Regions from separate parts of the Mus musculus genome. Here region 2 is linked to region 1. Evidence: chromatin loops called from intact Hi-C (ENCODE). Cell type or tissue: left cerebral cortex. All regions are shown on one strand. Each heading gives the region's core, and the rest is flanking DNA. Links, peaks and the distances in the headings are about the cores only.

Region 1 (7,874 bases), core at 1,622-6,621:
TGCACACTAAGGAACATCTAGCCTTTATCTACAGCCAAGGGTACCTAGATTCTACAACCTGCTACATGGGCATTGGATCTGCCATTATTCTGCTTATAAAACCACAGAATATTGGCGCTGGATGGTCTTATGATGCCATCTAAGTAGTCTTTCTCCATCTTATTTTAAAAGATAAGGAAACAAAGGCAAAAATAAACCAATCTAAAATCATAGTTAATAAAATTCTTCTGAGCTCTACAGCCAATATCCTTCCTACTTAGTGATGTCTCCCTCTGTTGTAACTCACACCAGATAGCTATCTACATTAGCCAAAGAAAAATGTTTTGCTTTGGTTTTTTGTTTTTCTTGTTTTTTTGTTTGTTTGTTTGTTTGTTTTGTTTTGGTTTGGTTTGGTTTGGTTTGCTGCCCCTCGCACCCAAGAGATAGGAAAGATATACATAGCAGAAGCGATAGCACTACTGGAGCTCAGAATTGGGTATCAAGTGTTCAGTCATGGGCTTGTATTAACAACATAAAATGTAGCCAGAAGGTGATGGCTCAGAGGCAGGCACAACTCTGAGTTCAAGGCCAGCCTGGTCTATAGAGTGAGTTCAAGGACAGCCAAGGCTATACAGAGAAACCCTGTCTATTATGGGGAAAAACCAGTATACATAACATAAAGGCTTGGGAAAAACACAAAGTCAGCAAATGAAGAAGATGAAGGCGGCTTGCACAGTCATGACCAAGATGATTGCCCAGAGGAACAAGTCTGGGGCTTTCTCCTCTTTTTTTTTTTTTTTTCCAATTCTGGGGACCAAGCACAGAGAAGCCTTGTGCATGCCAGGTAAGAGTACCACCACTGAGCTGCAGCACCTACATCCCACACGATCCCCCACCAACCCAAGTCCAAGCTCTGTACCAGGGTTTCCCAGCGGAAGATGTTGCTGTAGAAGCAGATCCAATTTTCTGAGAGGTAGAGTCGGCCCTGAAGAAGAATGTCTCTTTGGAGTGCACAAGAGTAATCTGTGTAGGAAGCAGGAAGTTCAGAGGCAGGAGACATTTTCAGCCAACCAGCGTACAGTGAGCATACCACCCCTCCCTCCAGTACTGGGGGGAGTCCAGCCATCTGCTGCTGACTAGGTATGCAGCCACAGAAGTCTCTGACATCTTATGGTCAGAACACACAAGGGATGAAGGACACTACAGCCTGGTGGCAGGATAATGAATCAGTATGACAGCCAACGACTGGCAGGATTTTTAAAAAGGCCAGTGGCTGTTTCATTGATTTCCAACCTTCTACTACCATGACGGCCATCAGTTCTAAGGAGCAGCCATGTGCAGAAGTTAAGTGTATCTCTCCTGGGTAGGCCCTCAAGGGGACCTCAGGCATGGCACTTGATCTGGGACTCAAGATGTCTGTGTTACAGATGTTTATTCGCCATGTGGCCAGCTCCACCTGCTTGCTTGTGTTGGCTCTCAGCCTCTGGTCAGAAGCAAGCAGCCTGAGTGTTCTCTGGAACTCCCAGACTTCCTGGTTGGCCCCTTCCCAGGTTACTAGCTCACCAACAATGAGGCGCTCCGTGTCTGGAAGTTGCTTAAAGAGCTTTCTGAAGTCTTCATTTCTCTGCTTGTAAGTGGGGCTTAGCACCTGCAGGACAACAGCCAAGATTAGGGCAATGGACCCACATACTATAGGATTAGAGATAGCGGATGCTGGGGTAGAGGCTGGCGGATGCTTGTGTGTTGGAAAGACGACGAGATAAGCTCTCTTCCCATAGTCTCTGGGAGGCCAAGTGAAGAAAGGGGCGTGGACAAATAGCACAAAGGACCTGGTCCTGAAAAACCATTCAGTGTTGGTCAATGAGATCTATGAAGTTGGGGTCCACATATACTCTAAGGACAGACAGCAAGGAAGGAAACCTTCAAGTGAGTCCAGGCCCATGATGACAGCTATCACTGCCCTGCTTTCTGCCAGCTCTGCCTTGGCAGTGGAAAGGACCTGAGGGCCATGCTAGCTCTCGTCTTGGCAGGACTTGGAAGATGACTGAACGCTGTGTACTTCTTGAAGTCTGTTATGACTAACACCGTGAGCTAAAGACATGATTTTAAAAAAATCATAAAACATGGCACTAAGAAAAAGTTCCAGTAATGGGGTAAAAAAAAGCTGTGATGCTAAAAGCACATCTGGTACAGAAGCATGACACTCCTGTCCCTAATCGTACCAAGCCATCTACAAGGAAACCAAGGCAAGAGAAAAGCCCTATGCCCAAGGGCACCCAGCTACTAAGTGGCAGACCCCAAGATGAGAGTATATTCTCCATAAACGCTAGGAGTCAGGAGAGGACCAGGGACTTGTACAAAATAGAGAACCAGATCTTAAAAAAAAAAAATGTGTGTATCCCTTGCAGGCAGGCTCGTTCCCACAGATTAGCTGAGCAAGCTTCCTTAGAAACCCCACCAGCCAGTCCAAGAGTGGGGGATTCTGACCTTTCAGAGAATACAGTCTTAAAAGTATTTTCTTTAAGGGATGGGGAACTGGAGAAATGGCTCAACAATTAACAGCACTGGTGGCCCTTCCAGAGGATCCAAGTTCAATTCCCAGCACCCACATGGCAGTTCACAACCGTCTAAAACTCTAATTCCAGAGAATCTGGCACCCTCACATAGATACACATGAAGGCACACAAGATAAAAATGAATCTTTCAAAAAACACTTTACAAATGAATGCAAGTTTAAAAAAAAAGAAGGGTGGCTATAGATGAATGACTCTCAAGGATTATGCAAAGACTGCACAACCAGCCAGTCTGAGTTCAAGACCAGCCTGGTCTACAGAGCAAGTTTTAGGACAGCCAGGACTAAATAAAATGTGTGCAACCTAGGGAGAGCCACACATGAGGTTAGAGGCACCTCTGTATTCTGCTAGGCCATGTGCTGACCTACTTACACACACACACACACACACACACACACACACACACACACACACGGCTCTTGACCCTTGGCCAGAGACCCATGCTGGAGGAACAGATTGTCCTGTTGGCAGTGACATATATGGTTTCTGGCCTCTTACCCTCTCACCCACTTCCCTGAGAATTTCACAGACATACAGCTGGTGATGGACGGACACTTCACTTGTTCACGTTTCAACTTTCTATGAAGCTAAATGAACCACGTGGAAACAGAGTCTGGAGACTGCTCACATCCGAACCAAAGGCTGCCAGCCTGAGCTACTGCCTATCGCTCTGACTACAGGAAGGGGACCGTGAAGCACGTTGGAGAGTAAACTGTGTGAGTTTAGGTGCAAGCTAAGAGGGAGAAACCAGAGAAGAGCTGGGAAAAGAAACTTCTCATCAATCTGTCTATAATTCGAATTTCAAGCTTTTATTCTTGGCTTACATGTGTAATATGAGAGGCCCAGTTACCTTTTCCCAAAGTACACCATGCTATCATATAATTTTCAAACTTCCCAAATCTCCTATATGTGCTTGAACCAGAGTTCCAGACCACGGGAGGAAGATATCTGGAATCTTAACTATCCTATGATTTCTACAGCTAGGAAAGACTATCCTGATAGTCCTCCAAGGATCACTAAACACTATGCAAATGCTCCCCACCCAGTCAGCCAGCCTCTGAGACCAGAATCCACACATAGGAAACCCTTGCTTGACAACCTCACTCATATTCCTCACGATATCCAACTCACCTTCTAGGCTACTGTCGAATGAATAACCACCCAAGAGCAAGCACAAGCCCACCACATACACGCCACACGGAGTAGATGTCAGTATGCAACTTCACACTTGCCGAACATGAGGCAGAGGCTAAGCAACTTGCCTGAGGGATGTGGAAACCTAGTGGGAATGGAACAAGGGTCCTAGCCAACTGCCAGAAAGAAACCAACAGGGCTTCCCAATAAGTGGCATTCTCATGGGAGGGGACAGTCACCTGCTTTAGGGCTCCCACTAGCTAGCCTCTCACATTTCTAGAGGAGTCTTTACAAAGTTCCTGCATGAGACGCCCCCCCCCACCCCTCGCCAATCCTCCTCATGGGTAAACTGGGCACTAGCCATCCAGGTACCTGATGCCAAGTTCCAAATTCCACCCACAGTTTCCCCTTCCCCAGGCTTCTATCATATCCAATGAGAGCTCTGGAACCCACAGAAGTGGAGACACAGAAGTCTAGGTACAATCTCTCCCAAAAGCAGGCAGGAAAAGGCATTGGTCCTTTATAGCAGTGGGGAGGAATAAGGCACACTTCCTCTCTCACATTTGTACCTGTTTTCATTCTATTGTCTGTTGATGTAGACGATTGGCCAGCCTCCCTGTACTAAAAGCACAAAGACACATTGGATGGGCATACTCGGCTTACAATCCTATGCCCCCTCCGATGCTGGGGAACATAATCCTCTATACTCACTTCCTGTGTACTCTTAGAACGCTCTCTTCCAACGGTGAGACAAGGCTCACCTCTATAAAATGGCCAAAGAGTTCTGGCTCAAGGGTTGTCAAATCTGCCGCTCTCAGCCAGGCCATGAGGGGCATGAGAGTGCGCACAGAACAGTCACAGGGACACAGAGAATTCGGGTCACAAACTCACGGCTGGGATTTTCTCAGATCCGTGCCAGCAGTAGCATTCGGCACCAACAGGTGCATCAGCAAGCCTCTTCAAGTACCACAGCAGAGACTGGCTGTCCAGTTCCAGCAGGAGGCTCCAGAGGACCCCAGATTCTGTCAGAGATTCCATCACCCCCAACAAATGTCCCAGGCAAGGGACCTCGGTCCTTATGCTGGTTCTCAGGTTCCCTCAGAGTAAAAACAGTGAGTCTCGCCTGGACTGAACACAAGGTAATCTCTTGCCTTCTATATAACCCCGGCCGATATTCTTTCCTCTCTCAGAGCTGTGCTCCCAGTTCAAGCTCTCACGAGTGAAAAGATATAAGAACCATGGTTCTCAGAGAAGGCTGGCTGGCCAGTCTCCAAGAGCTGGACTCTGCTTCATGCTTCCCTTGTCTTCAGTCTGGGGGCAGCCCCGAGGGGGGGTGTGGTCAGGCAACACTCCCTGGTTGGTGCAGTCACTCAAGAGTCCGGGTAAGGCCAGACGACATAGATACGGCAGGTACACAACACAGGCTGTGAGTTGCGGAAGCGCAGCCCCATGTGAACAGGTGAACTTTCCAGAGCAGGATGAGGCACAGCTGGCTCCAGAGGCCTAGTCCATACTGGCTACTCACACGCCGAGTGACTCACAAGTGGATCAGAAGCTCCAAAGAGGCCCATGGTGGCCCAGATCCTTAGTCCAGATCTGCCTCACAGATTGGCCTGTTCAGTCACTGTGCTTTCTCTCCCCGGGGCCAGGCCAGCATCGCTGTGACTCACATCTCTCACCCAGGCAAAAAAAAAAAAAAAAAAAAAAAAAAAAAAGGGCCACCACTTAGCTGCAACACAGGGTCTGCTCTCATCCCAGCCCTGTACACACCCCTTTTTCCTCCAGACCGTGCAGCTTTCAACTGGCCAGCAAATGACTTCTTTGTTAAGAGTCACTGGGCCCTGAGGGAGGGAGGCAGGGCTGGTGGGCGGGCAAGGCCAGAGCCCCACACATGCTTCAAGTTACAGGATCTGGGTGATGGGCCTGGCCAATGTCCTGCAGTAACCCCAGGCCTAGCCTGGCCTCACCAGCAGATGTTTCCTGCAATGGAAAGTTGCTGGCCAGGGCTCTCAGTGGAGGCGGGGAAGGGGAGGTGCCAAGGGCATCACAGCTCTGGTGAAATATGAAATCTGAGACTGAATAGACTAGGGATTTCTTATGAGACAGCTCTCCTCCAAGGAACCCATCTATTCGGCAACTTCTCTGATGCAACCAACAGCAAACATGGGAGTTTCCAATGTGCTGGTCACAGAGAAGCTGGAACGATAGCCTGGAGAAGTTGAGGTCTGCCCAATGTGAGTTCCCCAAGAACTGTGCCCCACCTTCCATACAAAGGAGACACAGGATCAAAGCCAAGCATTTGCAGACAGCTACTCAGACCTTGAGGGCCAAATAGCCAGAGCAGACCTTATGGACCCTGGTTAGAAGGAAAGAGTTAAGTAAAAGAAGGAGACAACTGAAAAGACAGCTAAGGAGAAAGGGTGCTATGCTTGTGGTTCTCAACCTGTAGGCTGAGACCCCTTTGGGGGTCAAGTGACCCTTTCACAGGGGTCACATAGCGATGGCCTACATATCAGATATTTACATTACAAATCACAACAGTAGCCAACTTATAAAGTAGCAACAAGAATAATTCTACAGTTGCAGCATTAGAAAGGTTAGGAACCACTACTCTAAACAGAGAGGTTGAGAAAGGATAGACAGCATTGGAACTAGGAAGGCAGAGACTCCGAGATCTTCGAAATAATTGAAGCAGCTCCCTTGCCTACCCTATAACCCTCCCAGATAACCTACCCTATCAGGAAGGTCTTGAGCTGGTGCATCATGGGTAATGGTCTTTTGTCTTATAAGCCTTGGTAATTTCCTGTGCTTAAACTTTGGCATATTTAAAAATAACCCCAGTGATGACGCAGAATACACATTCTTGGGTCTCAGAGCCAGACACACCAATTAAGAGGAACATGACAGTCATTGTTAGGGTAAATAGAGGACAAAGAATCCCTGATTAAGGGGTCTTCTAACACTCTCCTCTTTCCATCTTGAAGGACACCTGCCTTCCTTCATCCATCCTATGGTAGATCCCACGCCACTGGATGCTGCCTTCTTCTTCGCTAGGAATGACCCATCCTTTAGTTTAATCTTTTCTAGCAGTTAGTATTTCATATGTTATGTAAAAATTTCACCACATAAATGTATTATTTATCTTCCTATTGGCATAGACAGAAATAGAGGGTGACAGAGACAGACAGACACTCAAGAGCACACACATGCACACGCGACATACACACATGCATGTACAGACCCCTACTTTCTTGAGGCTGGCTTCTTGGAGCCTAGTTGCTGCCCTGACTCTATCAAAAGATCAAGTTCAGTGTATTATGCATCAGTGGTCCTCAAATTCTGTGACAGGTGGATTCCACAATTCCGATTTCCAGGGCGATCACAGTATCTCTTTTCAGGTCCATACCACACCCAAGATACAGGTGCTATAGATAGTTCCAGGAGGCTCCAGGTACTTAACAGAAATTCCCTGGGAACACTGATATCTAGTCATAGACACAGGACAGTCGAGTGGGTTACTATCTGGATGAGACAGGGACAGTTTACACTCAACTCCGAGAGATAATGTCATAGGAAATGAGTATCAGTCTGCATTAGCCTTTGTCTCCTCCACCCTCTCACCAAGGGCTGGGCAGGGCAGGGCAGGGCCAGGATCCCAGGAGCCGGAATTGCCCTTAGTTAAACATTAACTCTATGGCAAACACTGGGTGCTGGGACCAACTGGTACCCTTTCTCCAGGTTTAGCACAAAGGAGGGGGTGAGAGAGCCTGGTCAGGACGGAAGAGGATTTGGGGTTCAGCACTGACCTCACCTAGCAAGAAACAAGTTAAGATCCACAAAGAAAATCCCAGTGCTCCAGCCAAATGCGGTAGGCAGAAGCCAGGCATGGGTGGGACGAGGAGACAGGAGAAAGGTGACTAAACATGAGGTAGGCATGGGTGCAATGCAGAGGGTGCTGAAGAGGGAGCATTGGGGACGGGGGCGGGGGGAGAGTGAAGTTTAGAGTTGACTGCCATGGGATAGCAGTCAGGAAGATTCTTCAAAGTCATGGGTAAAAATCATAGGTGGGAGACAGATGGGTGTAGAGGAAGAGGACTGTCCTTGGAGGAAATACCAGGCACTGGTGTGTTGTTGCGGCTGCCCCAACACCTGCAACTCCTATAAAGCCTTGTCCTACTGTCCTCTGGC
Region 2 (7,874 bases), core at 1,127-6,126, 78 kb before region 1:
CTTCCCAGCTTCCAGTGCTGTGAGAAATGGATGCCTGCTCTTCATAAAGTGCCCTACTCTTACATTGCAAATGGACTAAGACACCACCACACTATTGATCTGCAATCCTGGCCACACATCAGAAGCACCTGTCACTTTCTGTGGACGTCCACTCAGAGTTTCTGACTATCAAAGCAGCAGTAGAGATCAGGGACCAGGATGTTGCAGAGTTACTGGGGGTTTCTATCCTGTGAGAACCGAGAGGCTCTGTGTCTCCACTGATGAAGCTGTTTGATCTTGAACATGGGCAGTAACTTGGAAGAACCATTGTGGGGACTTTGAGTTACATGTAGTGACTTGAAGGTGAGTTTTCCCACATTCCCTATAAAAATGGGGGATGTAGTGACAACACCGTGAGGACAAATAGGGCAGACAAGAAAGAGCAGCAGGCCAGACATCTGGAAGAGGAGAAACCACTTCCCACTGTATTTTATGAGTCATATGCACATTAATACAAAAGTAGGAAGAATAATCAAAATCAAAACTGGAAACTAATATTTCTATATTTCTATAGCTAACATCATATGCTAGAGACTCCCCTAAGTTTCAGGAACTTTGCAAGGATGTCCACTCTCAGAATTCTTATTTAACACAGTAAGGGAAGTCCCAATTAGAGGAAGCAAGAAAGGAGACATTGGGAAAAGATCTTTCCAATCTTACATCGAGAGAGGGCTAATATGCAATATATACAAAGAACTCAAGAAGTTAGACTCTAGAGAACCAAATAACCCTATTTAAAATGGGGTACAGAGCTAAACAAAGACTTCTCAACTGAGGAATATTGAATGGCCGAGAAACACCTAAAGAAATGTTCAGGGGTCTGGAGAGATGGGATCCAATGCCCTCTTCTGGTGTGTCTGAAGACAGCTACAGTGTACTCTTATACATAAGATAAATAAATAATTTTTAATAATTTTTTTAAAAAGGCTTATTTTGCTGGGCAGTGGTGGTTCATGACTTTAATCCCAGCACTTGGAAGGCAGATAGCGGTGGACTTCAGAGTCCGAGGCCAGCCTGGTCTACAGAGTTAGTTTCAGGACAGCCAAGACTACACAGAAAAACTGTCTCAAAAAAACAAAAAAGAAAAAAAAATTTTTTAAGCACCCTTAGTCATCAGGGAAATGCAAATCAAAACCCTGAGATTCCACCTTACATCACTCAGAACAGCTAAGATCAAAAACTAAGGCAACAGCAGATGCTGGCAAGGATGTGGAGAAAGAGGAACACTCCTTCACTGGTGGTGGAATTGTGAGCTGGTACAACAACTCTGGAAATCGGTTTGGCAGTTCCTCAGAAAACTGGACATAGTACTACCTGAGAACCCAGCTATACCACTCATGAGCATATACCCAGAAGATGCTCCAACATATAACAAGGAAACATGGGCTGGTGAGATGGCTCCGTGGGTAAGAGCACCTGACTGCTCTTCCCAAGGTCCGAAGTTCAAATCCCAGCAACCACGTGGTGGCTCACAACCATCTGTAACAAGATCTGACTCCCTCTTCTGGAATGTCTGAAGACAGCTACAGTGTACTTACATAAAATAAATAAATAAATCTTTTAAAAAAAAAAAACAAGGAAACATGCTCCACTATTTTCATAGCAGCCTTATTTATAATAGCCAAAAGCTAGAAACAACCCAGATATTTTTCAGCAAAGGAACGGATACAGAAAATGTGGTACACAGTGTAAATTACTCAGCAATTTAAAAACAATGACTTCATGAAATTCGAAGGCAAATAAATGGATGGAGCTAGAAAATATCATCCCGAGTGAGGTAACCCAGTCACAAAAGAACACACATGATATGTACTCACTGTGGAGAGCTTTTGGAGGCCACTTCTAGAAACTTGGAGGGAAATTGACCTCTGGCCAGGACAAGGAAGAGAGCTTAAGGAGGGAATCTGACTTTGAGCTAGGACTCAAGAAAAAGGCTCGGACTAAGAACATTTACATTTGAATTAATGCAAATCTCAGAGCCGACTCAGCCAAGGCACATGTGGCATTCCTTTTGTTTACAGGATTTTGTTTACTGCCTTGCTTTTTTCTTGACCTAGAACTGATCTTATTATTTTGTGTGTACAAAAATGGTATAAAAGCAGACTGGAAAAATAATAAACCCGCTTCAGCCTCAGAACTGGCTGGGGTCATGCTACAGTGTTGTCTAATTGTCCTTTTTCTTTTTAATCCTTTGCCCCTGCCTGGGAGAACCTGTTGACCAACTGAGCTGGCTCAGTCACTCACTGATAAGTGGATATTAGGGAAAAAGCTCAGAAAACCCATGATACAACTCACAGACCATATATGAAGCTCAAGAAGAAGGATACCTGTAGTTTGGATGCTTCAGTCCTTCTTAGAAGGAGGAATAAAATACTCCCGGGAGGTAGAGGGTGGGAGGGACTTGGGAGGAAAGGAGGAGGGGGAGGGGAAAGGGAGAGCAGAATCAGGTATGGCAGCAGTCGGGGGCGATATACTGAGGGTCAGGAAATAGAACAGAGGTGCATAGCAATAGAGGGCGGGGAACAGGGAGTAACCACCAGAAAGTTCCAAAATTCCAGGAAAGCAAAATGTTCCCAGAACCCAACGGGGGATGACCTTAGCTGAAATACCCAACAAAAGGGAGGGTGAGCCTGTAGATACCATAAGCATCTACCCACTCATTTCCAAAATTTTAACCCAGAATTGCTCAACCTCTGCACATGCATACATGGGCAAGTGCACACATACATGCATGCGCGCGCGCGCGCGCACACACACACACACACACACACTTAGGTTTATTTCTCAACACTGAAAGAAGAAATGAAGACAAGTGAATGGGGGGGGGGTTCATAGTGTAGTTCACACGGGCACCAAGGCCAGACTTCTGAGTCTCCAAGATGTTCCCACTGGGAGTCCGGTAAAGACGGCACAGACTCAGTATTTGTAGTCAGGAGAACTGACAATTGTTTTTTAAAGGTTAGGGAAACTGAAGGCCAAATTAAGAGGGATTTTTAAAATCTGTTGTTGTGTGAATGGTGCTTGTGAGTGTGATCGTGTGCTCTGAGTGTGTGGAAGTCTGAGGACAACTTTCAAGAGTTGATCTTCTCCTTCCCGGTCCCGGGCTCCCTGCATTGAACTCAAGTGGTCGGGCTTTCCTGGTAAGCTTTTGCCCGCTGAACCATCTCTCCACCTTGACATAAAAATGTTAAAACTAAGGTATCTCCCAAGATGTTAAAGACTTCTTCCTGAGGGTTAGTCGCTGGCAAGGGTCATTGTAGTGCGCTGAGATTGGTTGGGTGGAGCAAGAAATGCACACTCCAAGGGGGAAGCAGCTGCAGCAACAGAGAGAAGTAGACCGCAGCACTAGAGCCTGCTGGAGAAAAGTTAACAATGCCTGAGAAAGAAAGGGAGCCTCACAGCTCAAGGAACGGAGTGATGTCCTTGCGGGAGCACAGGCCCAGCACAAAGCCAGCAGCAGACAGGCAGGCTGGGGTAGATCTGAGGGTGCCACATGGGAAGTAGGGAACACATCTGTGTGGGTGGGTGGGTGGAATGAAGGGGGAATTTATTCTGGATTTAAGGCAGAGACTGCACTTCTAGTGGGGGTGGGGGATGGAAGCTCTACCTTGTGGGCGTGGCCCGTTTGAGAGCGAATGTCCCTTTGCTGAGGGAGCACGGCTTCCCCTCCCACCCAGAAGGGAGAGCGGCACTGCCTGTTCCCACACACCCTCCCTTAGCAGGCTCGAGCACATTAATCATAGTCTTCCTCGCCGTGTACATTAGCACAGCTTTCCCACGTCCGGAAAAATGTTCCATATTTATGCCCTCATTTAAGCCTCACTGTTCACTTGGGCGTTCATCGGGGAAGGTAGAGTTTTAAAGCTTAAAAAAAAGAAAGAAAGAAAAGAAACGCGGAGGTGTCGTGAAGCTTGTGGCTAAACGGTTGATTTCGAGTTGTGAGGGTATAATAATCAACCCTGAACTAGCATTTGTACTCTGTGCTTTCCTATCCAGCCATGTTGGCGCCCAGGTCACAGGATCTTTTGCAATATGAAAGTGCAGGGGAGAGATCTTCGGAGAGAAACGCTAACAGCCAAATCCAGCCTCACGGAAGCAGCCTTGCTTCCCAAGGAGCTGGGCTGAAGGCAGAGCACCAGCTCTTTCTTTGGTGGTCTGTTGTGTGTCTTAAGAAATGCAAGAAAATATCAAATTTCACCCCAGCTGGTTTGACACTTTCAGGTAATTCCTGTCCTAACCATACATGGATCCTGGATTAATGAGAGTATATTTTTATCTCTCAACCTTTGAGCTGAAGCTAAGAGAGCTGCTGTTCTTTGCCTGCTGGATGAGGTTGCCATGGAAACTCTTTCAGGAGAAAAAGCACCTCCCCCTTATAATGTGACAACAAGCAGGAACTAAAACGGACCATCCACTCTAAGATGAGAATGGGGGTGTGGTACACAGACCAAACAAAGCATTACCCCTCCCTCCCCTCCTTCAAGATTCCCTGTAACCCACAATTATGAAGTGTTCCCCCAAACAGATTCATGTCCAAATACACAACAGTAATGCTCTTTTGACTCCCAAAATCCTGATCTTTACTGATACTTTCTTGGGCATGGCCTGGAAGGCCAGGTATAGCTAAGGGCACCAGTTGCGTGTATTGTGTCTGAGCTGGCTTCATGTGACCAACATGTGCATTTCTTGTCCAATGACAGCACACTGCAGGCTTAAAAGGAACCCAGCTGTCGGGCGTGGTGGCGCACACCTTTAATCCCAGCACTCGGGAGGCAGAGGCAGGCGGATTTCTGAGTTCGAGGCCAGCCTGGTCTACAGAGTGAGTTCCAGGACAGCCAGGGCTATACAGGGAAACCCTGTCTCGAAAAAAAAAAAAAGGAACCCAGCTAAGAACATTTCACACACAGATACATAAAGTCAGACAGGCAGAGAAACACATAAATAAATAAATAAATAAATAAATAAATAAATAAATAAATAAATCCTGCAGATTAAAGCTTTGTGGGGGGGGGGGGGCAGCTCACTTTTGAGATACTTTTTTCTCTTCAGGATTCAGTATCTGATTTGGAATATATTGTCTTTTCAATATTCCTGGGCTGAATGCATCTTTGAATACAAAGAGAGATGATAACTCAGATTTACAACTGAGACTAGAACACAGGTCTCTTATAACTTACACAATCCCTGCAATGTTTGCATCATTAGGACTGTGAAGGATTTAAAGCATACATGCTACCCTCACTAGGGTGTATCCCTAGTAACGAAGATGATCGTTTTTAATCATTTACTTGTGCTTTTCAAGGGTAGGAATGAGGTCAAGTCTTGCCATGTAGCCCAGGCTGTCCTCAGACTTGCAATTCTCCTCCCTCTGCCTTCTGAGTGTTGGCCATAGGTGGGCACCATCGCGCCCGAATGAGGGCAGATTGTCATACACACTGCTTTGCCATTAGAGCCAAGAAGAGTGCCTGGCATACTGCACATGCTCCATAGGTGTCTGATGATTGATTTATTAACTCAATGAATGTTTGAAACGGATGGATCAAAGAATCATGTGTAAAACAGTGACAAGCTGTCAGAAGACATCAGCCCAGGAAATGGTAGTCACTAGCCCAAGAATACAAACAGTATCAATGAGAGGGAAAAGCTAGAAATTCAGCTCTAGATCTTATGCTGAGCTGCAATGTCACCTACTTCCGAATTCCCAGTACCATGGAAAATGCTGCACTTGATTTGTGGTCATAGCCTTTCCACTTATCGCTGAGGATCATTTTCTGTCATCTTATTATATAAGGTGCTTTTACCCTGGGGGAATTCCATTTTTCTGTGAATGTTTTTGTCATCTCTAACCACATCTGATGTTTTTGCGATCAAGTATAGCTACAAAGGAGGACTTAGGATCTTTACATAGGGTCAGTACCCTCTTGGTTTCCTTCCTCCCTTCCATCTTTTTTCTCGTTTTCCTCCATTCTCCCTCCCATCCTCCCCCCTCCCCCTTTCTCTCTCTTCAGTCCACAGCTGTCTTCTCTATACCTGGATAAGACCCTTCCCATAAACCCTGAATAACTTGCCTACAAAAGCTTACTGCATAGTTACAAGTCTCAGGAAGAGCCTGGATGTTTGAGGAAGAATACAGTATTCAAGGATGGAAGACAACACTAGTTTTTGTTGTTTGGCTTTTGTTTTTGTTGGTTTCACTGGTAGATTTTAGATCACCCTTGTAGATATCGGTATTCTGCAGAGTATGTGCTGTTTGGTTTTATGTCAACTTGACACAAGCTAAAGTCATTTGAGAAGAGAAAAACCTCAATTGAGAAAAACATACCCACCAGATTGGCCTGTGAGGCATTTTCTTGATTGTGGACTGATTTAGGAAAAACTTATATACAGTTTTCAGATATAGGAATGAAACAGAGTAAGCAAATAGCTATCATGCAATCATGAAGTCCCAGAGACCTAATCAAGCAAGGTTGCACTAAGGCAGCACAGGATAGCTCAAGTGCAGCTCAGACCAAGAGCTCAGTGACCTTGGGACTGATAACCACAGCCCTTCAAGCTGGGAAGTAGGGTTGAGTTCTCAGGATCTGGAGAACAGAAGCTTCCCCAAGACCCTGGCCCCAAGCCTTTCTAAACATGTGCCTGGTTTAGGCAAGGAACTAAGTTCTTTCTCCATACCTCAAAAAGAAAGTCCCTGATCAGCCTGGGCCTCACCTATCCTGATTTCTATGAAGAGCTACAGGCAATTAATGGATGCTAAAAAAGGAGAATCAGCCTCCTCCAGGAACAAGCCTCCTGATAGGTTATCCAACCTCAAATGGCTAACCCTAAAACACACACGGACACACACAACACACAGACACACACACACACACACACACAAACTTCTAACAATAATAAGAAGTCGTGAGTTTAACAAGGGACATGAGAGGAGTTGGAAGGGAGAGGATCAAGTGAGAAAGATGTAAACATAGTACTAACATACAGAATTCTCAAAAATGAATACACTAAACATTTCCTTCAGCAAAGAATTCATTGATTAAGACAGAGCTGAGAGTGTCGCTGAGCAAGAGTGCATGTTCAACATATATGAAGCCTTGAGTTTAATTCTCATGACTGCGGGGGGGGGGGGGACACAATGGAGCAGGGAGAAAGAGGAGGATGGAAAGAAAGGAAAAAGGGAAGAGAAAACAGAGGAGGCAGGGAAGTCACTCAAATGGTGTCACATGGAGTTGGGCTCTGGGGTAAATGTGATGACCCAAAAGGCACAGAGTTCCTGTATTAGACTGAAGGTTTAATACACAGATCCAATATACCAGTGATAGAAAGTGTCCATTTGTTTATGGTGATTATCACTTTGTATACAGAATGTCTCAAATCCATGAAATGAGCTAACTTGGCAGATACTGTGAAGTATGAAACCTGTGGGGTCAGAAGGAAGAGTTCAAGAATCAAGAGTAAAGAAGGCAGCTGGCACAGGAAGTCAATACGCTAGCATAGGAGGTCAAAACTTGCAGGGAATTCTGGAAAAACACTTTGTCCAGATGGAAGCAGAACCACAGAAGAGACTCGTAAAGGAGTTAGACGAAGCGGTCCACCGGCTACTGCAGCGGGCTGCTGCTGTTCAACAGAGCCAGTAGTCTAAAAATAAACTGGAAGCAGGTCAGTCAGAGGTGAGAAAGACCAGCTGAGACCACGGGGGAACCTTCCTTTCCATCTACATGGCATTTCTGTGATGCTTTTCTTAGGGCAAGGGCTGTTCCTTCACGTGATCGCCTGCATTTGATGCAAGTTCTTTTGCACAAACCTAATTCCCACCCAGGGTAGGGAATGCTGGAAAA

Evidence for each region. A loop is a pair of places that touch in the nucleus more often than their neighbours do. Peaks named below come from ENCODE experiments on the same cell type or tissue, not always from the same donor. Only the 100,000 strongest peaks of a DNase experiment are listed, where the experiment ranks them.
Region 2: it touches region 1 in a loop (2.1-fold over the local background); 3 of 42 quality-filtered maps call a loop at or near these places.

What each region holds. Positions count from the first base shown.
Region 1 is chr9:40,315,967-40,323,840 of GRCm38, forward strand. Gramd1b (GRAM domain containing 1B) reads right to left here. Exons shown (of 20, transcript NM_172768.2): 5 at 1,543-1,627; 6 at 899-1,002. Among named protein-coding and RNA genes, the nearest start is that of 1700110K17Rik, 14 kb to the right of the region's middle. In left cerebral cortex, for the core only: CTCF peaks have their summits at 2,300 and 4,638; DNase peaks (open chromatin) are centred at 2,014, 5,288 and 5,536; H3K27ac peaks cover 2,447 bases.
Region 2 is chr9:40,237,972-40,245,845 of GRCm38, forward strand. No RefSeq gene overlaps it. Among named protein-coding and RNA genes, the nearest start is that of Scn3b, 27 kb to the right of the region's middle. In left cerebral cortex, for the core only: no CTCF peak of the experiment used is centred there; DNase peaks (open chromatin) are centred at 3,726, 4,146 and 4,389; H3K4me3 peaks cover 843 bases; H3K27ac peaks cover 1,698 bases.